2 separate regions of the Homo sapiens genome follow, and region 2 is linked to region 1. A link is a loop called in an ENCODE intact Hi-C map of the cell type or tissue named here. Cell type or tissue: adrenal gland. All regions are shown on one strand. Each heading gives the region's core, and the rest is flanking DNA. Links, peaks and the distances in the headings are about the cores only.

Region 1 (15,688 bases), core at 9,657-14,656:
GGGGCTCCCGAGGCGATGGGCAGCGTCAGTCTTCAGCCACTAAGCCGAGGAGATCTGGGAAGGAGTTGGCCAAGGAACGTTGGGTTTGGGCTCCAGGTGCTTTAGGAGCAGCGGCGATGTGAGTCGGACAGTCCGACCTCCAGTGGGGGCGCGCACAGACAGGGCACAGCTTAGGAGGAATCCCAGGCTGCGGGCATTCCTTGGCCCAGTGGCCAGGCTTTTGGCATTTGAAGCAAGGCCCACGAGGATGTTTTGAAGGAGCCCCTGGGAGCTGTGGCTTGGATGTTCTGAAGTTCTTGTATGCTGGAGACGTGGTTGTGGGCTGTCTTACAGCAGAGGCGAGTAGCTGTAACTCAGAAATGCGTTGCTGTCTGGCTACCTCCTATTATTGTACACCTTGAAGGTGAGGTTGATTAATTCCTGTTGTGGGGTATGAGGGCTGGATTCCAGTTTTTGAATCTTTTTTCTAACATCAGGAGCTGACTGGGTGATAAAATGCATATTAAGAATAAGGCGGCCTCCTGGCCCCTCTGGGTCTAGGGCGGTAAAGCGTCTAAGGGTTACTGCCAAGTGGGCCATGAACTGGGCTGGGTTTTCATCTTCACCTCGGGTAGTTTCTTGTTTGTCATAATTAACAGCTTTGTAAGCTGCCTTTTTAAGCCCTTCAACTAGGCAGGAAACCATGTAATCTCGCGTAGCTATACCTGGGGAATCTGCCTGGTAGTTCCACTGGGGATCTTCTCGGGGAACTGCTCTGATGCCCTCCTGGAGGTCTGGCTCGTGAAGCCGGTGGTTGTCAGTGTGAGATTGGGCTAGAGAAAAAACTCTTTCCCATTTATCTGGGGAGAGGGTAGAAGTTAGGATGACATTTCAGTCACTCCAGGTTAAACTGTAGGACAGAGTTAGATATCGGAATTCCTGTATGTATTTAGTGGGGTCTGATGAGAAAGAGCCTAAACGCTGGCTGATTTGGGAAAGGTCTGATAGAGAAAAAGGCACATGTACCCTGACATATGCCTTCAGCTCCAGCCACCTCTCTATGAGGAAATTGTTGGGCAGATGGGGGAGAGCTGGTCGCAGAAAGAAACTGTAAACCGGACCGGGTGTGGGAGGGAGGTAATAGAAGGGTTATAGGGTGGGGAGCAGAGGCTGAAGAAGAGCTGGAGCCTGATCAGCCTGGCGGGGAGCGAGCTGAGGAGGAGCAGCCTGGGGAGGAGGTGAGGGGTCAGATGGGTCAGCAGAAAAGGAAGATTCACAAGACTCAGCAACGCTCGAGGTTGGGACTGAAGGGACAGGCGGGAGGGAAAGGAGGAGGATTTGGGATGAGTCACAGTGGGAACAGAGACTAGGGAGGGAACGAAGTCTGAAAAATGCCTGGACGTAAGGCACCTCAGACTATTTGCCCATTTTTCGACAAAAATTATCTAGGTCTTGCAGGATGGAGAAATCAAAAGTGCCATTTTCTGGCCATTTAGAACCATTGTCGAGTTCGTACTGGGGCCAAGCGGTGTTGCAGAAGAAAATAAGATGCTTAGATTTTAGGTCAAGTGAGAGTTGAAGAGGTTTTAAGTTCTTGAGAACACAGGCTAAGGGAGAAGAAGGAGGAATGGAGGGTGAAAGGTTGCCCACAGTGAAGGAGGCCAGTTTAAAGAGAAGGGTAGAGACACGGAGAAGGGGGGTAGGGAGCAGCCGTGGGCTGCAATGTGGGTGAGCAGCCAAAGCAGGTTGTCCCCGCAATTGACTTGCCACCAAGGGAATGTGGGTGAATGACCAAGGCAGGCATCCCCACAGTGATTAGACACCAGTGGAGTGTGGGTGAATAATCAGGCAGGCGTCCCTGCAGTCATTAAACACCAGGGGAAGACTGTCTTGCCGAGTCCGTGACTGGCGCCGGAGTTTTGGGTCCACGGATAAAATATGTCTCCTTTGTCTCTACTAGAGAGGAAAAAGAACTGGAATTGGAAGGACAGGGAGACTGAAGGGTAGCGAGAGAGGCTGGAGAAGAGAGTGAAAAGACCACTTACCCGATTTGAAATTCATGAGATGTTCCTTGGGCTGGTTGGTCTGAGAACCCGAGGTTGTACGTGGATCTCCTCATGGAGTGAGGATGAGGACAGGGGACCGGTCTCTGTAAGGAGTACTCCCGTCCCGGATCTTTGGTACCAAATGTCACGCACGTCACACGCATCCGTGTGAAGAGACCACCAAACAGGCTTTGTGTGAGCAACAAGGCTGTTTATTTCACCTGGGTGCAGGCGGGCTGAGTCCAAAAAGAGAGTCAGCAAAGTGTGGTGGGATTATCATTAGTTCTTGTAGGTTTGGGATAGGCGGTGGAGTTAGGAGCAATGTTTTGCAGGCAGGGGGTGGATCTCACAAAGTACATTCTCAAGGGTGGGATTACAAAGAATTACGAAGAACCTTCTTAAGGGTGGGAGAGATTACAAAGTACATTGATCAGTTAGGATGGGGCAGAAACAAATCACAATGGTGGAATGTCATCAGTTAAGGCTATTTTCACTTCCTTTGTGGATCTTCAGTTGCTTCAGGCCATCTGGATGTATACGTGCAGGTCCCTGGGGATATGATGGCTTAGCTTGGGCTCAGAGGCCTGACACTTGCACATAAACTGTTTTTTTTTTCTTTCAATAGTTTTACATTTAGGAGGCCTAGTTACTTTTAAATTATACAACATTTCTTGCATAATTTTTTATAACATTTTTCTCTTTCACGACTTTCGCAGACAATTCTTCGACATGCCTCAACTTTCTGACTTATTACAAACATTTCTTTCTTTAAACAACCAGTTAATTTATTTCAGGACAAGAATTTACCATATAACACTCTTTTTATGTAAATTCTGCCCCTTCTTTTTTTTTTTCCTGAAGATGATAACCATTCTTTTCCAAAGCGAACTTCTTTTATGTCTGTGGACTAGACTGTCTGAGGCCACAAGATCAGAAATTACTATAATACATGTTACACTGTTAACTTTTAGCAAACTTTACTTTTGTTGAAAACCTTGTAAGCTTGGGATTTTAATTATCCTTTGCTATTAGTAAGACCTCGTTTTGTCAAAATTAACTTAGAATTCGTATAGATGGCTTTTTTTTTTTCCTTTAATTACCTGGGAGGAACCATAGATCATCCTTTCCTGAAGGGAGTTCCTCCTAGGTATGGTAGGGCCTTTGTACGGTAATTAAGATTTAGATCCCCTGTTAGGAAACCTGCTGGGTTAAGGGAATTTTCAGTAGTTAAAGTTAAATCATCCTTTTTTTTTTTTCCTTAGGCTACTTCTGAACTGGTGAGGTGTGCTCACAATGAGGTTTCCTGTAAAAGTTATTTTTTTACTTTTTTCTGTTAGCAAAGCAGTTGCAGCTACAGATTGAATGCATTTGAGCCATCCACGGGTTACTGGGTTAAGGATTTTTGATGGGAAGGCCTCAGTGCTTTCGGGATATGCCCTTGTTTACACTGACAACAAAGTGGTATTGGAGTGTTACAGGGTTACAGAGAATACTTTCAATTATCAATTATAGGTTTTAAATTTATCTTGGCTTTTAAAGGAATAGGGTACAGTGTTGTTGTTGTTTCTAACTACTTGTATATATATCTCTTTTTTTCTTTTTTTCCTCTTGATTTTCTGTCTCTTTCTCTTTGACTTTCCTTTTGCCTCTGTCTCTTTCTCTCTCTCTCTCTGACTCCCTCTTTGTCTGTCTCTTCCTCTTTCTCTCTCTGCTGGTCTTTCCTTGCCTCTGCCAGCCACTTATGCTGCTGTTCTCTCAACCACTGTTGGGGCGGGCGGGTGGGGAGTCTAAAACCAGCTGTAACCAAGTGTCTGTGTACGGGAACTGGTGTGGGTACCCTGGCTTACAGGTTACCTTGTGCCATACCTTTGAAACAAGGGACCTGTCCAGGCTTCACTCTGATGGCCAACCTACCTCTAATGCTGGCCAGTCTATCTTACACAAAGTTTTAAGTTTTCCTGGTGTCATAGTACTCCATAGTCTCCCTTAAATCCTTTCCTGAAATTTTTCAGCATAGTTCCTAGTGGGGTGGTCTTACTTTGTGCTTGACCCATGCTTCTTCAAGACAAAACATTACGCTCACCCTACACGCATACCACAAAACAAAGAACAGGTAAAAAGGGCACACACACACTTTTACAGTTTACACCAAACCAAAATCAAAACCAAAATCAGAGTATCAGGATATCCAAGTCAGGTCAAAACCAAAACCAAAGTATCAAGCAATCCAAGTCAAGTCAAAAACAAAAACCAGAGTGCCAGTACAGGCACGCCGTGGGTGATCAGGCCACGCTTCCCCTCAAATGGAGTGGGCAAGTTCCAAAGACCAGTCTTACCAAGTTTCAGATGTCTGGACTCCAAGTGGCAGTTCCTTCCCGGTGTTCAGCCACTGCGTTGATCCTCCTCGGGGGCCTGCTACACACTGCTCTGGCCAGGCATTCCACTGGGGCAATTGCCTGCCTGAGAGCGCTCTCAGGATCCATGTCGCTCAAGCTGGCTGGAGTCCTCCACAGGGATGCTCCACAGGGCAGGCCTAAGCCGTCTGAGGGGCTGCCTCAACCATCCATTAATCACCTAGATTCCTGGTCAGGGAACCAAGAAATGTAGCAGGACAAGCTGCAGAGAAAACCCCTCAGACACGAGTTAAAGAAGGGCTTTATTCAGCCGGGCGCTTCGGCAAGACTCATGTCTCCAACAACTGAGCTCCCCGAGTGAGCAATTCCTGTCCCTTTTAAGGGCTCACAACTCTTAAGGGGTCTGCGTGAGAGGGTCGTGATTGATTGAGCAAGCAGGGGGTACGTGACTGGGGGCTGCATGCACCCGTAATTAGAACGGAACAGAACAGGACAGGGATTTTCACGGTGCTTTTCTATATAATGTCTGTAATCTATAGATAGCATCACTGATTAGGTCAGGCGTCGATCTTTAACTACCAGGCCCAGGGTGTGGTGCAGGCTGTCTGCTTGTGGATTTCATTTCTGCCTTTTAGTTTTTACTTCTCTCTTTGGAGGCAGAAATTGGGCGTAAGACAATATGTGGGGTGGTCTCCTCCCTTAAGAGCACTGACAGATATTTCACAGACGAGGAAACTGAAGCTTAGAGAGGTCGAGCCACTTGCCCATGGCTGTAGAACTGGCAAATGGGAGAGCCAGGACCCACATTCAGGCCTGTCTGGGCTGGGCTGTGTGTCAGCTTTGTTGGGTTCCAGAGTGGTCAGGGTGAAGGAGCCCTTGGATTTGGTAATTAGGAGTCACTCATGGACCTGTGGCGATGGGGCAAAGATCGTGGGTTCTGAGGAAGTGGCTGTCCTCTGGGTTGAGGTTCTGTTGCGCTTCAGGGCACAGGTAGCAGTGATCATGAAGGAATACTGGGGAAGGTAGGACCCTTATAGTAAGTTTAGGTGTGAGGGGAAGCACAGCAGGGCTGAAGGCGTTTTTTATGGGCTGTGGAGCACCTGAGCAGGGGCAGCCTGGTGGAGCACTTGCTGGACCCAGGGCCCCTCCAGTCTCTCCTGCTTCCCCCTGCTTTGGCCCCAGGTTGCTTTCGCATACACCCCCACCTCCTCAAAAGGGCTATCCCCAGCATATCCTGCAGAGAGGGTGATTAGGTGTGACTTCTGACCAAAGTTGCTCTGGTTGGGGGGGGGGGGTGGGGGGGAAATGCACTTTCCTGGCGCTTGTTTTTCCAGCTGGAAACGGGATTCGTAATGGTAATGGTTGAACTTAATGAACGTGATAGGATGAGAATAATGCAGAATGCAATATAAATGCTAATCATGGCTTGGATTGTTACTCAGCTCGAGGCTCAGGTTTTCTCCAGCCACCTCCCCAGTTATGCAACCTTCACACTTTATGTATCAAATCAGAGGTGTTTTCCTTCAGCACACTAGTGCCTGTGTGCATGGCTAGACTTGGGTGGCTTTACCTACTTGGCCCTGAGCTGACATTTTCTTCCCAATATTTATCACTGGAAGTTTGTTTCTAAATTGGAATTGCCTGAACATACAGGAGTAACTGAAATAGCTCAGGGCCGTCTCGGTTAACACATGCACAAAGTCTCATAACTATTCATGAAAGGCAAATAATTTGCACACACAATAAGGTCCTTATTTTATTTTTTTTTGAGACAGGGTCTCACTCTGTCACCCAGGTTGGAGTGCAGTGGTGCAATCATAGCTCACTGCAGCCTCAAACTCCCAGGCTCAAGCAATCCTCATACCTCAGCCTCCCAGGTAGCTGGGATTACAGGTGTGCACACCTAATTTTTTCAGTCAGGTCTCAAAGAGAAGGAGATAATGATCAGTTGTGAAGATTTTCAGGTAAATCACCACCAAGGTAGGGCTGAAAGCAGAAAGAACTCTGCAGCAGGGAACTGTCCAGGGAGGCGGGTATGAGTGGGAGTGAGGATGAATAAAGGGTTGGGAGGGGGAAGGTCAGGGTTGGTGATGAGGCATCCATGGCGGAAACGGGAACTGCAGGGTGAGGTGAGGCTGGCGCAGGGCAGACAAAGTGAGTCTTCCGGTGCAGGCCAGCATGCCTCCTCTTCTTGCTGTGGTTCTAGACCACAGGTTTCTCGCCTGGAAGAACCTTTCCTTTTTGGAAGAGAAAATGCAGTTTTCCCCCTGAAGGGGCATTTTTAGCACTCCAACGTCAGTGGGCTCCTGGAAGGGTTACTGTTTATCTCTTACCCCGCAAGTGGACTCAGGGGTGAAGTTAGTTAGCTCCTACCTGTACCCCGTTAGCTGCAGCCCCGCTGTGTCCAGTGAAGTCATTTCAGGCAGGGCATGGGGGACTCCTTCTGAGGCAGAGGTGTAAGCGTTTCAGTCCCAGATCGGCTACAGGGAGTGGCGCTCAGCTCCACTGTGGAGTCGCCAGGATGCTGTCATTTTGTCCAGAGGAAAAGTCCACCGTCTCACATGTGAAGGCAGAGCCTGTTTTCTGTGTGCACAGTCTGAACACACTACTTCATGGGTGCTTCTAAAGGACATTTCCACAAAGAACACAAACGATTCCCAAAAGCCTAGCTGATGTCTATGTGCCATAAATAGAAGCTCTGCCCCCAGAGAGAAGAGTTCTTTAGCAGCAAAACTCCAGTTTATTAAGACAGGTGTGACAAGTAAAATAAAATTCATTTTTTTTTTTTTTGCCTCTGCTAGGCCAGTATATTTCTGTACAAACAAGATAATGCAAGATTTGACAGTTAAGGCTTTGAAGCACAGCACACAAAATGAAACAATTTAAAACCCCTTCATAAAAATGGGAAAAATTCCCAGGCCAAAGGAAAAAAAAAGCCTTCACAGAAAGAGACTGACACTCGACTCCCCCCCTGCTGAGGTGTGGCCAGTGAGTCTGGGTGTGAGCTGCCACCTGACAGCCAGCTCTGAGGTATCAAAGGAGCTCCGAGTGCAAGTTGAAGACTTCAGCAAGCCAGCCCCCGGCCCCCACACCCGTTCATAGGCAGTCGGAATGCAGATCTCGGTGGCAGGTGGCTCTGCACAGTCCAGAGTGATAAAACAATCACAGATGACTAAATGCCAGGGACTGTGTGAAGTCAGTTACTGCCTGCAGTCTGGGTCACTCTGCCCTTCATCAGACACTGGTGGCACCATGACAGTGAGGAGAACGGAGCACAGTTCCTTCCGTGCCTCCTGCCGGCGCTGCTCAAGGTGTGCATGGCTGAGTCCTGGACAAGCATTTTGTATTTTTGTAGTTCTCACTCCTTAGGCCCAATTTCAAGTTAAGTCGTTAACTCATTTAGAATGAATATTAAGGATACTGCCTCTAACATATCAATAGCTGTGCTGAGCTGTCTAGGAAGAGAAATTAGTCCAGAGAGGTCCTAAGTATCAAAGCAGATTTTGTAAAGAAAAAAGGCAACACGTCAGTGAGAAAAGCAGCACAAGATCCGGGCTCGGGGACTCTTTTCCCTCTTTCCGAAACATAACTGGTTTTGTATGTGCTCTGAGTCCTAGTTTTTATGTCTTGGCTGAGAACCACAGAAAGGACTAGATATTCATACATGCGAGAGCACACTGAGACTGCATGTTTATTTGGCATAATGCTAGAAAAAAGTCCGCAAAGAACTGCCAGAACCAGGCCTGTGACCAAGTTTACAGTCATCTAGTTTCTCTCACAATTTCAAAATGTCAGATCAGAAGAATCTTTGGCGATTAATCCACTCTCCATTTTATGCGTGAGAAAACCAAGGCCCTGATGGTGTCCCTGGTCCAAGTCCAGTGCCTTTCACAATGAGGCTTTTGGCTCTTACCCTCTGAAGTGGGGCAGTGGCTCACTGTGAGGGGAGAGGGTCAGATCTTGTTAGTTTGATCTTAAGGCACTCACAAAATGCCCTGATTTTTCTTGTCTTTGTGAGAAGACAAAAAACAGTCTGGTAGTTTTTCACATCATCGTGGGAACCCAGAAATATATGTACAGTACTCAGAATTTAAGGGAATGGAAGAAAGAAGAAAATGAGATTCTCTTTTGTGAGTACAGAATTAGAAGAAAAAAAAAAAGAGGGGTGGGCAGTGCCAGAGGCGAACGGGCACAGGTCATTACTGCGTGTGTGGCTGAGCTACAAGTCTCCTGGAATGTAAACAATGTTGGTTTATTTCCAATTTCATCTAATCTTCATTGTCATCTCTCAATGAACAGTACTCATAAAATGATGAGAAAGTTTCAGAACATGTATGTACATGGTTCAGAAACAGCTCGGCTTTCAAAAAGCTGTCAGCTCAGGTAGCACGCCTTGGTCTTGAATTCGGTGCTACGCTGACAGCTCTCCTTCTGAATGCAAAGGCACCAGTCCATGATCAAGTCCACGCCGCAGACGAGGAGAGAGGAGTCTTCTCTCCAAAGTCATCCAAAGATAGCTGAGGAAATAATTCTATCTCATTTCTCGATTCCATTTCAGCACAGCAGCTGTTTTCCACACTGAGACACAGCTGGCGAGCAGTATCTCTTCTGGGAACTGAGATGCCATTTCAGGAAGAATTTCACTTTCTTTAGTTTGCATGTAACTTACGAGAGTGTCTCTCAGGCTGAAAAACCAAAGAAGAGAGCATTTAAAACAGTCTCCTCAGCATGGTGGCTCACGTGTGTAAGCCCAGCACTGTGTGGCTCACGTGTGTAAGCCCAGCACTGTGGGAGGCTGAGGTGGGTGGGTCAGTGGAGGTCAGGAGTTCAAGACCAGCCTGGGCAACATGGCGAAACCCTGTCTCTAGCAAAAATACAAAAATTAGCTGGGCACGTGGTGGTGTATGCCTATAGTCCGAAGCTACTCAGGAGGCTGAGGTGGGAGGACCACTTGAGTCCAGGAGGTGGAGGCTACAGCGAGCTGAGATTGCACAACTGCACTCCAGCCTGGGCCACAGTGAGATCCTGTCTCAAAAAAAAAGGCTCCCATATAACATAAGGGGACCAATCAGTCCCCTCATGTTACTTTTTCCCGTTGTCATCAGCAGAACCAAAATGCTCGTTAAGACTTAAAATCCTAGGCCAGGCGCAGTGGCTCACGCCTATAATCCTAGCACTTTGGGAGGCTGAGGCAGGTGGATCACTTGAAGTCAGGAGTTCGAGACCAGCCTAGCCAACATGGAGAAACCCTGTCTCTAGTAAAAATACAAAAATTAGCCAGGCATGGCGGTGGGTGCCTGTAATCCCAGCTACTCGGGAGGCTGAGGCAGGAAAATCACTTGAACCCAGGAGGTGGAGCTTGCAGTGAGCCGAGATTGCACCACTGCACTCCAGCCTGGGCGACAGAGCGAGAAAAAAAAAAAACCCAGAAATCCTGAGGAGCAGTTTAAGGTCAATGACCTGAGCTCCTGAACTGGGACTAGCATCCTGGGTTCAAGGCTCTGGTGCCTGACTGCTGCTTCCCACATGCAGTACACAAACACGACAGAAGCCCACGGAGCAAGCCCTGTGCTGGCCCCTTCACATGACTTTAGGCCCTCTAGCAAGGTGATGTTTATTTACAGGGTTGCATAAACAAGGCCTCACCATTCAAAAAACCTTGTATTCTATTACATGTTTCACATTAACAAAGACTGGAAATTCTCTAGGAAAGGGATCTTTTTTATCTACATGAAAAGCACAGGCTAGTAAAGACTTGTTGAAAAAGTTGAAAGAACATAAATGTATATGGTATATGCCACATAGCATAATGGAGGAAGATAGCAAATAGGAAACATATTGGTGAGGAAGACTGGAGTTTGATGATCTAGTCAGGAAAACATCAAGTTAAATCCTTACTTTACACCTAAACATAAACTGGTGAATAAAACAAGTATGTGAAAGCACAAGAAGAGAGAGGACAGGCCGGGCGCAGTGGCTCACGCCTGTAATCCTAGCACTTTGGGAGGCCGAGACGGGCAGATCACTTGAGGTCAGGAGATCGAGACCAGCCTGGTCAACATGGTGAAACCCGTCTCTACTAAAAGTACAAAAAAATTAGCCGGGCAGGTGCATGCCTGTAGTCCCAGCTACTCGGGAGGCTGAGGCAGGAGAATCGCTTGAACCCAGGAGGCAGAGGTTGCAGTGAGCTAAGATGACACCATTGCACTCTAGCCTGGATGACACAGCAAGACTCCATCTCAAAAAAAAAAAAAAAAAAAAAAAAAAAAGGCTAGTTTATAATCCTGGGATAAGGAAGATCCTAGTAAGTGTTTTTGTATAGAGACCCTTTATAGGAAAATTCTGTCAGATTTGACTTCATAAAATTAAAGGCTGAAATAGAGCACTGTGGCACACGGCAGAGAAGATGAACCCCTGTTCTATGCAAAGAGCTCTCACAACCATTACAGAGACAAAGCGCAAAAGAAAAAGATACGAAGAGGTAATTTAGGCTGGGTGTGGTGGCCAAAGCTTGTGAATCACTTGAGGTCAGGAGCTCGAGACCAGCCTGGCCACGTGGAGAAACCCCGTCTCTGTACTAAAATAGAAAAAATTAGCTGGGCGTGATGGTTGGCACCTGTAATCCCAGCTACTAGGGAGGCTAAGGCAGGAGAATCGATTGAACCCAGAAGGCAGCGGTTGCACTAAGCCAAGATTGCGCCACTGCACTCCAGCTTGGGTGGGAGTGAGACACGGTCTCAAAAAATAAAACATAAAGGCAATTCAGAGGATGATATACAAATGGGTGATAAATATAAAAAACATGTTCAGCCTCACGGTAAATGGGGAAATACAACTGAAAATGAGATACCATTTTGGCCTTTAGATTGGCAACTATGTAAAAGATGGATAATATCCAATGTTGAGTATTCTCATACACTCTTTATACATTGGTATAGCTTTTTCTATTCTTTTTTTTGTTTGTTTTTGAGATGAAGTCTCCCTCTGTTGCCCAGGCTGGAGTGCAGTGGTGCGATCTCAGCTCACTGCAATCTCCACCTCCCAGGTTAAAGCAATTCTCCTGCCTCAGCCTCCTGAGTAGGTGGGACTGCAGGTGTGTACCACCATGCCTGGCTAATTTTTGTATTTTTAGTAGAAACAGAGTTTCACCAGTTGGCCAGGCTGGTCTTGAACTCCTGACCTCAGGTGATCCACCCACCTCGGCCTCCCAAAGTGCTGGGATTACAGGGTAAGCCTCCACACCCGGCCTAGGATAGCTTTTTCTATCAAATTTAAAATGTACCTCTCTTTGACATAGTCTACTTGTTATAAAATTAGAATATATGACTTTTAGGCTGGGTGTAGTGGCTCACGCCTTTTCATTCTAGCACTTTGAGAGGCCAAAGCGGGCAGATCATTTCAGGCCAGGAGTTCGAGACCAGCCTGGCCAACACAGTGAAACTCTGTCTCTACTAAAAATACAAAAATTAGCCAGGCATGGTGGTACACGCCTGTAGTCCCAGCTATTTGGGAAGCTGAGGCATGAGACTCGCTTGAACCTGGGAGGCAGAGGTTGCAGTGAGCCAAGGTTGCAGTGAGTTGAGATTACTCCACTGCACTCCAGCCTGGGTAACAGGGCAAGACTCTTGTCTGAAAAACACTTGTGTAATTGCTTAAAGAAAACCCAGTAGAGATTAAAACCAAAAAGCCAGTCCTCAGGTGCCCTGGTAATGACAAAAAGCAGGAAATGGGATTCTGTGGTAAGAAAAGAACTATTTTTGTGTCTATAGAAGATCACAGGAGAGACAGCACAACATTGTGTCTGCCCCGCCCCATAGGTGTGCAAATCCATACCTCCACTGAGGGCGGAAGCGCTCCTCGGTTTGGGTTTGGGGGTTCTTTAGTTTCAAGATTATCATTTCGTGCAGCTCTAGCAGGAAGGCGTCTAGGCCAGTCTGATTTAGGAATGTGCTGAGGAGCTTAGCATTTTCCGGGCTCAGATCCGCTTTGTACCTTGAACTGATTTCCCCAAATGGCTCCTAAAACGACGGAAGAGCAAATGAAGCATTAAAGCCTGCAGGGAGAAGGGAGCGCAGTCCCTCTGTCCAGCAGAGAGGAAGAGACCAGACTTACTTTGTGCAGCCGCAGCAGCTGTTCAGACTTATGAGCAGACAGGAACTGCCAGAGGGCAATGGTGTGTTTTAACTGGCATCTGTTTAAGGCCTGCAGAAGGAATAGAATTCCTGAGTGGGGGCTGAGGTCTCACACCCCCACTCATGTCGTGCACCAGGGAGCCTGAGTGCTCTCCACACAGGCATTCTTCTCTTCGTTCTGCCCTGTACTAATGTGATCTCCCTCCTTGTGAAGGCCATCTCTGTCCTATCTACCAGTTCCCTCCTGCGGCACCTCACAGCCCGCTCACATCACGCTGTTTGCAGGGGCCTCATGTACTCAGTCACATTTGGGCTCTATCTAGACTGCTGGCATTTCTAGCGCGTGTCTGTCTCTACTGTCCCTGGTGTGTCCTGTTTATGCTGGACTGACTGGGTGAGCAGTTGTTCTTGTCTCCCCATCCTTTTCAGGAGCGCCTAGAGTGGCACTCCCTGAATGCTCCTATCCCTCGCGGGAAGCAGGAGACCAGGGTGAGGGGCTGTGCTGATTTCCTTTTCGGTGTGAGACCCACCTTTAACACGTGAATCGTCTGATCACCCATTTGCAGGATGTCTTGAGTATACACATTCAGCTGCATGTTTGGATCCCCACCAGCTGTGCTCAGAAACCCCAGAGTGACTTCTACGACAGACAGCACTTCACAGGCATCGCTGTAGGACTGCAGCTGTCCACTGATGGCACTAATGACCGAGCTGGGGAGGGAGTCCTGGGAAATGAAAAGCAGGAGAGGGATGTCTGTGGGCTGGGTTTCTGGCATCTCACCACCTGGTAAGAGAGCCGAGCCCCTTCACTGCCCAAGCCACATGCGGGGGGCCAACTCTCTAACAGCTGACACTTGGGCGCACGGTGTGCAGGCAGTTCCTGGAGGCCATGGAGACACACAGGTCTACCTATCAGTACCCGCATGCGGAGAGCAGGAACAAATCGGTTCCATGGACTTCCCGCTTCAGCAGGCATGGCCATGCATCAACATCATTCCTAAGAATCAAACCCACAAGATGTCAATCTGCTTTTACTCTACAAGAAAACTTGCTGATTTGCTGTCTTGCTTGCTCTCTGTAAGGGAGGCCGCAGAAACTGTGGGCTCACAGCAAACACCCGGGGCAAGGCTGGAGTAGGCCTAACACGGAGGGAAACACACTGAGAAGGCAGAAAGCCCCGTGCACAGGATCAGGTTTATCGGGATCACCTGTGCCATTTTGTTCTTGATGTCCATAAAGAGATGTTCATAGTTCCAGTCGTGTCTGTACACCAGAGTGGGTATTCCCTAAATTGGGAAAGAAAAAAGTTTTTTAAAATTAAATCCATCGTGGACATTTCCAGCAGATGACAAACAGAATCTGCAGCCGGAAAACTGCAGCGTAGTGCCGCGCTGCCCTGTGTATCCCTTGGCTAAGAGCGCCCCTCTCCGTCATTAACCCACCATCTATGGAAATAGTAACACAACCGGGAATCCAGCGGAGTCCTCACAGCCAATTACATGACAAGATATTGTCACATCATCGTGGCCTGCTTCGCCACAGGAGGCGCTAGGGCAACAGGTATTTGTGCATATCCCATTCATTTATTCATTCAGCCACTAAAGGCACAGACCATGCACAGGCAGTCACTCTGCCAGAGGAAATGGCTGTGAGAATGAATTAAAAACAGCCTTTGGGAGGCAGAGACGGGCAGATCACGAAGTCAAGAGATCGAGACCATCCTGGCTAACATGGTGAAACCCCGTCTCTACTAAAAATACAAAAAAATTAGCCGGGCATGGTGGCGGGCGCCTGTAGTCCCAGCTACTCGGGAGGCTGCGGCAGGAGAATGGCATGAGTGAACCCGGGAGGTGGAGCTTGCAGCAAGCTGAGATTGCGCCACTGCAATCCAGCCTGGGTGACAGAGCGAGACTCCGTCTCAAAAAAAAAAAAAAAAAAAAAAAATCCATGGGCTCTCACAGTTCCTGGCCCAGTTGCGGGTGGTACCGTACATAAGTACAGTAGATATGACTGCAGCTGGAAGGAACAAGTGCGTCCAGTCAAAGAACAGAGATGGGAAAGTGCCTGCTGTGTGGCTTCAGTGCATGAGGTCACGGGATGCAGTTCAGGGAAATGGGCTAAGTGGCTGGAGGCAGGGCTGGAAGGTTGGGCTGGGCCGAGCTACAGGGCCTCCCATACCAGACAACAGAGTGTCGGCTTTATCCCATATGCCATGAGAGGCCAGGCAGGTCCATCCGGCACAGGATGAAGAGAGCCAGATGTGGGTTTTAGGCCGTGGACTGAAGAACCTGGAGGTGGGCACCAGTTAGGAGTGGCTAGCAGTCCAACGTACAGGATGCTTTTAACTACAGGGTGGGCTTTGGCAGTCAGGTGAGGACACACAGAAGGCACAGCTAATGGCATCTGCTGGCAGGTTACCCATGGAGGCTGAAGGAAGAGGGGCTGTGGGGGTGGTGGTGCCATTAACTGGTAGAATCAAGACCTCAACAATCAGCTGGGTGCAGTGGCTCACGCCTATAATCCCAGCACTTTGGGAGGCCTAGGCGGGTGGATCCCTTGATCCCAAGAGTTCGAGACCAGCCGGGCAACGTGGTGAAGCCCCATCTCTACCAAAAAATACACAAATTAGCTGGGCATGGTGGTGCACACTTGTGATCTCAGCTATTTGGGAAGCTGATGTGAGAGGATCGCTTGAGCCCAGAGGTGGAGGCTTGGCACCACTGCCCTGCAGCCTCGGTGACAGAGTGAGACCCTGTTTCAAAAAAAGACCTCAACAGTTCCTTGGGGGACTGAGGTGCAGATGGCCCTGCAGGAGAGGGCTCAGGAGAGCCCTGCGGCCCGGAGATACAGGTGGCGTGGTGGCCTCGGGAGCTGCAGGTGTGAGGGAGGAGATACAGACCAGACTGCAGGGTGAGGTGCTGCTTCCCTCTCTCGAGAAACACACCAAGGGCTGCTTGTTCACAACAGACACACCAAATGAGCAGCAGTGGCAGGAGTCAGCCCTACCTTGAGGCTCAGCCGGGGCTTGCCCTGGAGGAAGCGGCTGACGATCTGCCGCTGAATCTTCTCCAGATCGAACTCCTGCACGGTCTCTCTGCCCTCCTCCACCTGGTACTGGCAGTTGGAGAGAATCAGTGGAGTCAGGTCCCGCTCCACTTCATAACTGATGACATGCAGT
Region 2 (9,838 bases), core at 204-5,203, 260 kb after region 1:
AACTGTCGGCCACTTTCCTGAGAAAGGAAAGGAGTTGGGCTACATTCTAACAAGATTGGAATTCAAATTTCAAATGAGAATGAGCACACCTGGCCCCCTCCCCCCATAGAGTCATTATATGGAGAAAATGAAGTAAGAGGGTTTTGTGAGTGCACCCCAACATTTTCTGGGAAAAAGTTTTTACATCCAGTTAGGATGATTCTGAGTTTTAAGAGCAGTTACCTTACGAATATTGATACTGGTTCTGCAAATGATGCGGTAAAGTCCCGAATGCACATCTCTGCTTTGGTATACTAGCTTGCAGTAGCATCTGTTGATTGGATTTGTAGGTGGACTGGCTGACGGAGAAAATGAGGGAAGCCAACTTCACTGTATCCTCAATGCATGGAGACATGCCCCAGAAAGAGCGGGAGTCCATCATGAAGGAGTTCCGGTCGGGCGCCAGGTGGGTCTGCTATGCTGTGGCTCTGCAGGTCAGGGTTTGCTAGACTGTGTCTAAGCACTTCATATGTACCGCCTAAGTGCAGGCCCCACACCCGGGGGGATGCCAAGCTTCTGCTCTGAAAGCTGAGGCCCTGGGTGAGCAGAAAACCTTCCAGTTAAGGAGGGGTCCGCTGTGCTCCTGTAATACTTAGGTTGAGGTGATAACTAGCCTTAACTAGCCAGGTTGGTCACCTTGGTTACAAGCGTGTGTCTTCTTTTCCAGTAAGTAGGGGGGTTTTCTGTTCATCGTTTCGATTAGTTTAATTCCACAGTGGTCAGAAAGCGTGGATTGGGTGGTTTCATTCATTTGAACTTGATTCAGACTTCCTTCTTTGCCCACCTTGTGGTCAGCTTAACATATGTGCTGTGTGTGTCTTTTTTTGTTTGTTTGTTTTTGAGACAGTCTCACTTCGTTACCCAGGCCGGAGTGCAGTGGCACAATCTTGGCTCACTGCAACCTCTGCCTCCTGATTTCAAGTGACTCCTGTGTCTCAGCCTCCCGAGTAGCTGGAATGGCTAATTTTTTTTTTTTTTTTTCATTTTTAGTAGAGATGGGGTTTCACCATGTTGGCCAGGCTGGTCTCGAACTCCTGACCTCAGGTGATCCATCTGCCTCAGCCTCTGGCAGTGCTGGGATTACAGGCATAAGCCGCCGCCATGCCCGGCTGAAGTTACCGTTTTTAATTTTTTGCTAGGCAAAAGTGAAGTATTTTTCCCAATTATTGGTTTAGGACCGATTAAACAAGTTAAAGATAGTCTAGTAAAAGATGTCTATTTTTTTAATCTGATGGAGCACATGACCGAAGTAACTAAATCCACCAACAGCCCCTCTGCACAGGGGTTTCTGGTGCTGTCCCTGAGGCTTCACGTTTGCAGACAGACTGTTGAGAGAGGAGAATCTCGTATATTTTGGACCTGCAGCCAGGATTCCTTAAAATTAGCAATGGAAGCAAGTCCAGTCTTACACTTGTATGAGTAATTTAATCGCCTCAAACACTCTTTCTTTTTGCAGCCGAGTGCTTATTTCTACAGATGTCTGGGCCAGGGGGTTGGATGTCCCTCAGGTGTCCCTCATCATTAACTATGATCTCCCTAATAACAGAGAATTGTACATACACAGGTAAGGTGCAAGCTCTCATTGGCTTCACTTCTGTGACACATTTACTAAATCTTGATTGTTATATATACTAACTGTAATATTATTTTATTCCTGAAGAATTGGGAGATCAGGTCGATACGGCCGGAAGGGTGTGGCCATTAACTTTGTAAAGAATGACGACATCCGCATCCTCAGAGATATCGAGCAGTACTATTCCACTCAGATTGATGAGATGCCGATGAACGGTAGGAAATCGTCCAGCTCTACTGTAATTGTAGAGGGAACTTCCCTATTCTTAGTTTGGGGCACCTGAGTTTGTTTTTTTGTTGTTGTGGGTTTTTTTGTTTTGTTTTTGAGACGAAGTTTCGCTCTGTCACCCAGGCTGGAGTGCAGTGGCGCGATTTCGGCTCACTGCAACCTCTGCCTCCTGGGTTCAAGCAATTCTCCTGCCTCAGCCTCCTGAGTAGCTGGAATTACAGACACGTGCACCATAGCCAGCTAATTTTTGTATTTTTAGTAGAGACGGGGTTTCACCATGTTGGCCAGGCTGGTCTCGAACTCCTGGCCTCAAATGATCTGCCCACCTCAGCCTCCCAAAGTGCTGGGATTACAGGCGTGAGCCACTATGTCTGGCCTGTTTTTTGTTTTGAGAAGTCTGTTGTGAGGTTTTAGTTAAATTTACGTTAACAAATTTTCATTTTGTTTGTGTTGTTCCTTAATCTGTTTCTTTCTTCACTTTCAGTTGCTGATCTTATCTGAAGCAGCAGATCAGTGGGATGAGGGAGACTGTTCACCTGCTGTGTACTCCTGTTTGGAAGTATTTAGATCCAGATTCTACTTAATGGGGTTTATATGGACTTTCTTCTCATAAATGGCCTGCCGTCTCCCTTCCTTTGAAGAGGATATGGGGATTCTGCTCTCTTTTCTTATTTACATGTAAATAATACATTGTTCTAAGTCTTTTTCATTAAAAATTTAAAACTTTTCCCATAAACTCTATACTTCTAAGGTGCCACCACCTTCTCTAGTAACTTACTGTGTAGTCTTGGGTCATTTCACTCACTTTTCTTTTTTTCTTTTCTTTTTCTTTTTTTTTTTTGAGACAGTCTCCCTCTGTTGCCCAGGCAGGAGCGCAGTGGCGTGATCTCCTCTCACCGCAAGCTCCACTTCCTGGGTTCATGCCATTCTCCTACCTCAGCCTCCCACGTAGCTGGGAGTACAGGCGGCCGCCACCATGCCAGGCTAATTTTTTTGTATTTTCAGTAGAGACGGGGTTTCACCGTGTTAGCCAAGATGGTCTCGATCTCCTGACCTCGTGATCCACCCACCTCGGCCTCCCAAAGTGCTGGGATTACAGGCGTGAGCCACTGCACCCGGCCCATTTCACTCACTTTTCTAATCTTTTTTTTTGGAAAGAGTTTCATCGTTGATGAGTTTTGCTCTGCTGCCCAGGCTGAAGAGCAGTGGCACCATCACAACTCATTGCAGCCACAACCTCCTGGGCTCAAGCGATCCTCTCACCTCACCCTCCTGAGTAGCTGGGACTACAGGTGCATGCCAGCACATCTGGCTAATATTTAAATTTTTTGTAGAGACAGGGTCTCACTTTGTGGCCTAGGCTGGTCTGTCACTCATGGGTTTAAGTGATTCTCCCATCTTGGCCTTACAAAGTGCTGGGATAACAGGTGTGAGCCACCATGCCTGGCCTCATTTTTCTAATTTTTTTTTTTTGTTGTTTTTTTGAGAGCCCAGGATCTCCCTGTCGCCCAGGCAGGAGTATAGTGGCAGGATCATGACTTACCACAATGTTGACAAACTAAAACAGATAATTATCTGTTTAAATATTTAAATTATTAAAGTATTTAAGTTATCTGTTGAAATATTTAAAGTAATTACCTGTAGCTTTATAGGCACACAGCACCACAGCTGCCCAATTTTTAATTTTTTAAATGTTTTTAAAGACAGGGTCTCCCTCTGTTGACCAGGCTGGTCTTAAACTCCTGACTTCAAGCAGTCCTCCCGCCTCAGCCTCTCAAAGTGCTGGGATTACACACATGAGCCACAGACCGGGCTCTAATATTTGAAATGGAAATGTTAAAACTGGCCCCTCCCTTCCTGAAATTAGTTGGGATGATAATCTTTATTTCCGGGTTAGGGTGAGCTTGGAAATAATTTTTAAATTTCATCAGGTGATTCTACTTGAAGGCATCTGAAATTCTATAGTTTATGAATGGAACTTCCTTTCACTGAAACTGTGACTGGACCCTTGCTAGCCAGCTGGTGGCTGGTAGACCAGCTGCATCATCAGGAGTTGGTTAGAAATGCAAGTGCTCGGGCCCTGTCCTGGCTTGCTGAGTGAGAACCTGCAGGTAACAAGACTCCCAGGTGGCACTGCTGGCCGAGCGGGAGGAGCACGAGACTACAGGCCCAGGCAGCTTAATGAGTTCCTGGCAAGGAGGAACCAGATACAGGTGTGTTCAGGGCATTTGCTCAGCAGCAGTGGGGAGTGATGCCCACCACAGCTCTGGCCAGTGCCAGCCTCAATGTCCGTATCTGCAGGCGCCTGAGCTCACTGAGGCTCACCTGGTCTCATCAGGAGCTGCTGCCAGGCTTGTGTTAGAGGTGAGGAGTGGCTCAGGTTTCCACACAGTCACTCCGGAGGACGGAAGGCCTCCATTACCAGTAAGAATGATTCTAGATGAATAAGCACGTGGTGTTACAGTGGAGGAGGCAGCATTGGTGCCTTGGGGAGGAGATGGCAGGAGAAGGGGTGGGGCTTAAGCTACCCCACACACTGTCTAGGAAAGGTCATCCTAAAAGGAAAAATACAGCACAAGTGTTCATAAAAATGTCAAACTGTACTGACAAATCAGAAATGGTATGTGATTATCCAAGATTTAAAAACCACCAGTCCTAAAGGTTGACAAGGAAAGTTTCCAGACTTTCTGGAGAGCAGCCTGGCCCTTGGGCAGTCAGTGATGAAAATGCTATTTCCCTTTGGTGGTGTGTGGTTCTGCTGTAGACAGCTGACTGGAATGTGGACTTCTCCAGGAAGTTCAGCGTTGCTCCTGCCTATACCAGGGAAGGATGCTAAGTGCTCATGGATGGGGGCATGGTGCGGGACAGGGTGGAACATTTGCAGTGATGCTGGGAAGAGAAGGATACAAGAGGTAGAGAACTCATGGAGGTTCTTGGGAGGGTGGTTTGGGGCCAGGATCCTCCCAGAGTCCAAATGGAGTCAAGTTCAGGCAGGGGGTCTGCTGAGCCTTGCTAGGTAGGTATCACTGGGCCTCTGGTCAGGTGGAAAAACTGGCTCTAGATCCTGAGGGGCTTCCCAAGGTCCCCAGCAACTAAATCCAGATGAAAAACCCCTGGGTTATGTACTTCATTACAAAAGTATAATCTCACTGAAAAAAAACATACAAATGCATAATTTGAAAAAGTCATCCTTAATCCTCCTACCCAGATATAACTCACAATTTGATGACTGTCCATCCAGTATTTTAATTTATCTTGTACATCTACCTGTACATAAAGACCTTTTTAAGCAAAAATTGTAACCCACTTTGCCATTATTAACTCAGGTTTTTGCTTAGTAATGTATCATACATATTTCACTACGTTAAAAAAAAAAAAGCTACTTTTCCAGCCTCTATACCATGGCTCCTTTGGAAGCAGTTGAAGATTAATTAGAATAATCTTTTATTTGTTTATTTTTTTGAGATGGAGTTTCGCTCTTGTTGCCCAGGCTGGAGTACAATGGTGTGATCTCGGCTCACTGCAACCTCCACCTCCTGGGTTCAAGCGATTCTCCTGCCTCAGCCTCCTGAGTAGCTGGGATTACAGGTGCCCACCACCACACCTGGCTAATTTTTCATATTTCTAATAGAGTTGGGGTTTCACCATGTTGGCCAGGCTGGTCTCAAATTCCTGACCTCACGTGATCCTCCTGCCTTGGTCTCCCAAAGTGCTGGGATTAGGCATGAGCCACTGTGCCCACCCAGAATAATCTTTAGAAGTGATTTTCTTGATCAAGGTACATGTTTCAAATTAACGTTGCAGAAAGATTTTCCACCAATTTATACTCCTAATGGTATATTTTTTTTTTTTTTGTTTTGTTTTTTTTTTTTGGGTGGTTGAAATTTATTCAACAAATACATATAGGATGCCTTGTCTTAAAGCCAGGCAATTTTCCTAAAAGAAAAACCACATAAAAAGGGTTCTAACCAAGAGCTAGAGTGTCCTGACCCTTTGAGGTATGTCTAAAGTATAGAAATAGAATGGTAATGTTGATGCTGTTGGCATGTTTCTTTGTAGTAAGATTGTTTAAAATAATACATAGACATAAAATGTATGACGAAAATAGCACAGCACCGAAGAAAGGAGTAATGGAAGTATACTGTCAAGATTCTTACACTATTACTTGAAGGCAGATTGTGATGAATTAAAGATGTGAAACATATATAAAAGTGTTAAGCAATTTTTAGGTATGAACCTTTAAAGCAATACAAAAATGTGAAACAGAAATAAACAGCCAACGTAGGAGACAAAATAAGAGTTCTAAGGAATACTTAATCTAAGAATCCTGAAAAGGAAGGAAAAGGGAACAGAGAACTTACGAGATGGACAAATACAAAACGGTAGTAGGTTGAAAACAACCGTGTCAATAATTACATTTATTGCAGATTGTCTGTCTCACCTCAAACTAAAAGAAAAGCAAGCTAAACCCAAAGGAAGCAGAAGAAAGGAAATAATAAAGATGAGAGTAGAAATAAATGAATAGAAAAATAATAGAGAAAATCAACAAAACCAACGGTTCATTCTTTGAAAAGATCAACAAAATTGACACATCTTTAGCAAGTCTAAGGAAAAATAGGTTCAAATAACTAAAATCAAGAATGAAAGAGGTGATGGCACAGCCGACTGTACAGAATACAAAGTATCAGTGCCATGGATTGTTTGCCAACAGATGAACCTTGATAAAATGGAGAAATTCCTAGGACAAACAGATTAAATCAGTAACCAAACTTTCAACAAAGGAAAGCCAAGGCTTGTGAATCCTGCCAAACTTTTACAGAATTATCACCATCACAATTTTTTTTTTTTTTTGACGCAGAGTCTCACACTGTTGCCTGGGCTGGTGTGCAGTGGCACAATCTTGGCTTGCTGCAACCTCCGCCTCCTGGGTTCAAGTGATTCCCTTGCCTCAGCCTCCCAGTAGCTAGGATTACAGGTGCCTGCCACCACATCTGGTTAATTTTTTGTATTTTTAGTAGAGACGGCGTTTTACTGTGTTGGCCGGGCTGATCTCAAACTCCTGATCTTGTGATCTGCCCCCGTCAGATTCCCAAAGTGCTGGATCACGAAATCTTTCAAAAAATATAAGGCAGAACATTTCCCAACTCACCCTGAGGCCAGCATTACCTGATACCAAAACAAAGCTACCACAAAAAAAACTAGATCAATATCATATGAATATAGATGTAAAAATCCTCAAAAAACTGGCAAAACAAATCCAGCAACATATAAAAAGGATTGTACACTGACAAAGTGGGATTTATCGCAGGAATGGAAAGTTGGTTTAATATCCAAAAATCTGTCAATGTAATACACCCTATCAATAGAATAAAGGACAAAGTCCACATAATGATTTACAGATGCAGAAAAAGCATTGGACAAAATCCAGCACCTTTTCAAGATAGAAAATAAGAATGGAAGGGGGCTGCTTCAACCTGATAAACAGCATCGATGAAAAACCACAGCATTACCCGCTAAGGTTGGGAACAAAACAAGAATGCTCTTGCCACGTCTATTCCAACATTGTACTGGAAGTTACGAGCCAGGACAATTAAGCAAGAAAAGAAATAAGGCATCCAGATCGGAAAGGAAGAATCAAAACTCTCTAGTCACGGATGACATGATTTATACCTAGAAAATCTTAAGGAATTTACACATTTAAAAAATCACTTATCAGAACTTATAAATGAGGTCAGCAAGGTTGCAGAATATATGTTCAACATAGGAAAGCCAGTGTTTCTGTACACTAGCAGTCTGAACAACCTGAAAATGAAATTAAGAAAATAATTCCATTTACAATTGCATCAAAAAGAGTGAAATATGTAGGAATAAATTTAACAAAAGAAGGGCTATACTTGTTCACCGAAAACTACAAATAGCTTGTTGAAAGGCATTGCAAACCTAAATATATAAATGTCCCAGGTTCATGGATTGGAAGATAACTTTCCCAAACTGATTGATATAGTTAGTTAGGCTTTGTGCCTCCACCCAGATCTCATCTTGAATTGTAATCCCCCTAATCCCCACATGTCAAGGGACAGACAAGGTGGAGGTAATTGAATCATGGGAGCAGTTCCCCCCATGCTATTCTTGTGATAGTGAGTTCTCACAAGATCTGATGGTTTTATAAGGGGCTCTTCCCACTTCACTTGGCACTTCTTGCCACCTTGTGAAAAAGGTTCCTGCTTCGTCTTCGCCTTCCACCATGATTGTAAGTTTCCTGAGGTCTCCCCAGCCACACTGAACTGTGAGTCAATTAAACTTCTTTCCTTTTTAAAGCACCCGGGCTCAGGCAGTTCTTTATAGCAATATGAAAATGGACTAATATACTGCTCTGCAGTGTTTAGGAGAATGTGGAGAAACTGGAACCCCCATACATTGCTAGTGGGATTGTAAACAGGCACAGCCTTTATGGAAAACAGCTTGGCAGTTCCTCAAAATGTTGAACATAGGAGTTGACCTAGCAATTCTCCTCCTAGGTCTATACTCAAGAGAATTAAAAAATCTGCACACATAAACCTAATGTGTTCATAGCATTGTTCATAAGAGCCAAAAAGTGGACACAAGCCAGATGTTCATCAGCTGTAAGCAAAACTGGTGAATCCACACAATATTACTTGGCAATAAAAAGGCATGAAGTGCTGACACACTACAACCTGGATGAACCTCGGCAATATGCTAGGTGGAAGAAGGCAGACACAAAAGGCCACACGTGGTGTGATTCCATTTACATGAAACGTCCTGAACAGGTAGATCCATAGAGAGATTAGCAGGAAACCATTCACAGTGGTTTCAGGAGCTTGAGGGGGGAGGAGGGGGATGGGTGAAACAAGGAGTGGCTGAAAATGAGTATAGGGTTTCTTTTGAAGGTGATTCTAATGTTCTGGAATTAGATAATCGTGATGGTTGTACAAGTGTACTAACAACTGAATTGCATACTTTAAAATGGTAAATGTTATGGCATGTGAATTACATCTCAGCACAAATATCATGAGGAATCTCATGCATCCTCTAAAATTACACTTAAAAAGCAAAAAGCACGAGCAAGGGAAAACAAGCAAATTGCCTACTGCAAAATTAAAAGACAGATATTGTTAGGCTGGATTATAAAGCCATACACAACTATATACTATTGCTTATGAGAAATATAAAGACAAAAGTGAAAAGATGGAGAAAAATACACCATGGTAACGCACACATCAAAATAAACCTGAAGCAGCTCTATTAATATTAGACAAAGGAGATCTCAGAGCAAAGAATATTGCAAGGGACAAAGAGAGTCATTTGATAATGATAAAGGGGTAATTCATTAAAAGGATATAACAATACTAAATACCTATGCACCTAATAACAGCTTCAAAATACAGGAAATATAGGAAGGAAAAATGGATAAAACTGCAAGGGGAAATAGACAAATCCACAGTGGCAATTGGGGCTTTCAGTAACCCTCTCAGGAACAAGGCACAGGTGTCCTCTCCCTTCTGTTCAATATTACACTGTGGATTCTGGCCAGTGCAACAAGGCAAGAGAAAGAAAAGGCCTCCAGGGTGGAAAGGAAGAAGGCTTTCTTCACAGATTATATGTTTCTCTATGTAGAAAATCCTAAGGAGTCTACCACAAAGCTACTGGAACTAATAATTGAGTTTCGGGAAGGTAGCATTCTACAAAGTCAATATAGAAGAGTCAGTTGTATTCCTATATGCCAGGAATGAACACTTGGAATGGGAAATTTGGAAAACACCACCATATACAGTACCATCAAATACATGAAATACTTGGGGGTATATTTGACAAAAGATGAGCAAGCTCTGTAATTGAAAGCTACAAAACGTTGCTGTGAGAATTAAAGATGTAAATAAATGAGAGATACACTGAGCAGATTGGAAGAGTCGATATTGTTAAGACATCAGTTCTCCCCAGGTTGATGTACAGACTCAACACAATTCCAACCAAAATATC

The links. Peaks named below come from ENCODE experiments on the same cell type or tissue, not always from the same donor. Only the 100,000 strongest peaks of a DNase experiment are listed, where the experiment ranks them.
Region 2: a loop joins it to region 1, with 2.0 times the contacts of the local background. A loop is called at or near these places in 2 of 110 quality-filtered maps.

What each region holds. Positions count from the first base shown.
Region 1 is chr17:80,386,720-80,402,407 of GRCh38, reverse strand. RNF213 (ring finger protein 213) reads right to left here. Exons shown (of 68, transcript NM_001256071.3): 63 at 15,517-15,688; 64 at 13,719-13,796; 65 at 13,041-13,235; 66 at 12,491-12,580; 67 at 12,212-12,396; 68 at 3,614-9,063. The coding sequence ends at 8,910. All of the region lies in intron 1 of RNF213-AS1 (RNF213 antisense RNA 1), which reads left to right. Among named protein-coding and RNA genes, the nearest start is that of ENDOV, 21 kb to the left of the region's middle. RefSeq lists enhancers at 3,978-4,484, 4,485-4,992, 6,638-7,139. In adrenal gland, for the core only: no CTCF peak of the experiment used is centred there; DNase peaks (open chromatin) are centred at 12,310 and 12,686; H3K27ac peaks cover 340 bases.
Region 2 is chr17:80,127,993-80,137,830 of GRCh38, reverse strand. It overlaps EIF4A3 (eukaryotic translation initiation factor 4A3), which reads left to right. Exons shown (of 12, transcript NM_014740.4): 9 at 330-445; 10 at 1,496-1,603; 11 at 1,700-1,827; 12 at 2,325-3,462. The coding sequence ends at 2,341. Among named protein-coding and RNA genes, the nearest start is that of EIF4A3, 14 kb to the left of the region's middle. RefSeq lists a silencer at 4,108-4,273. In adrenal gland, for the core only: no CTCF peak of the experiment used is centred there; no DNase peak of the experiment used is centred there.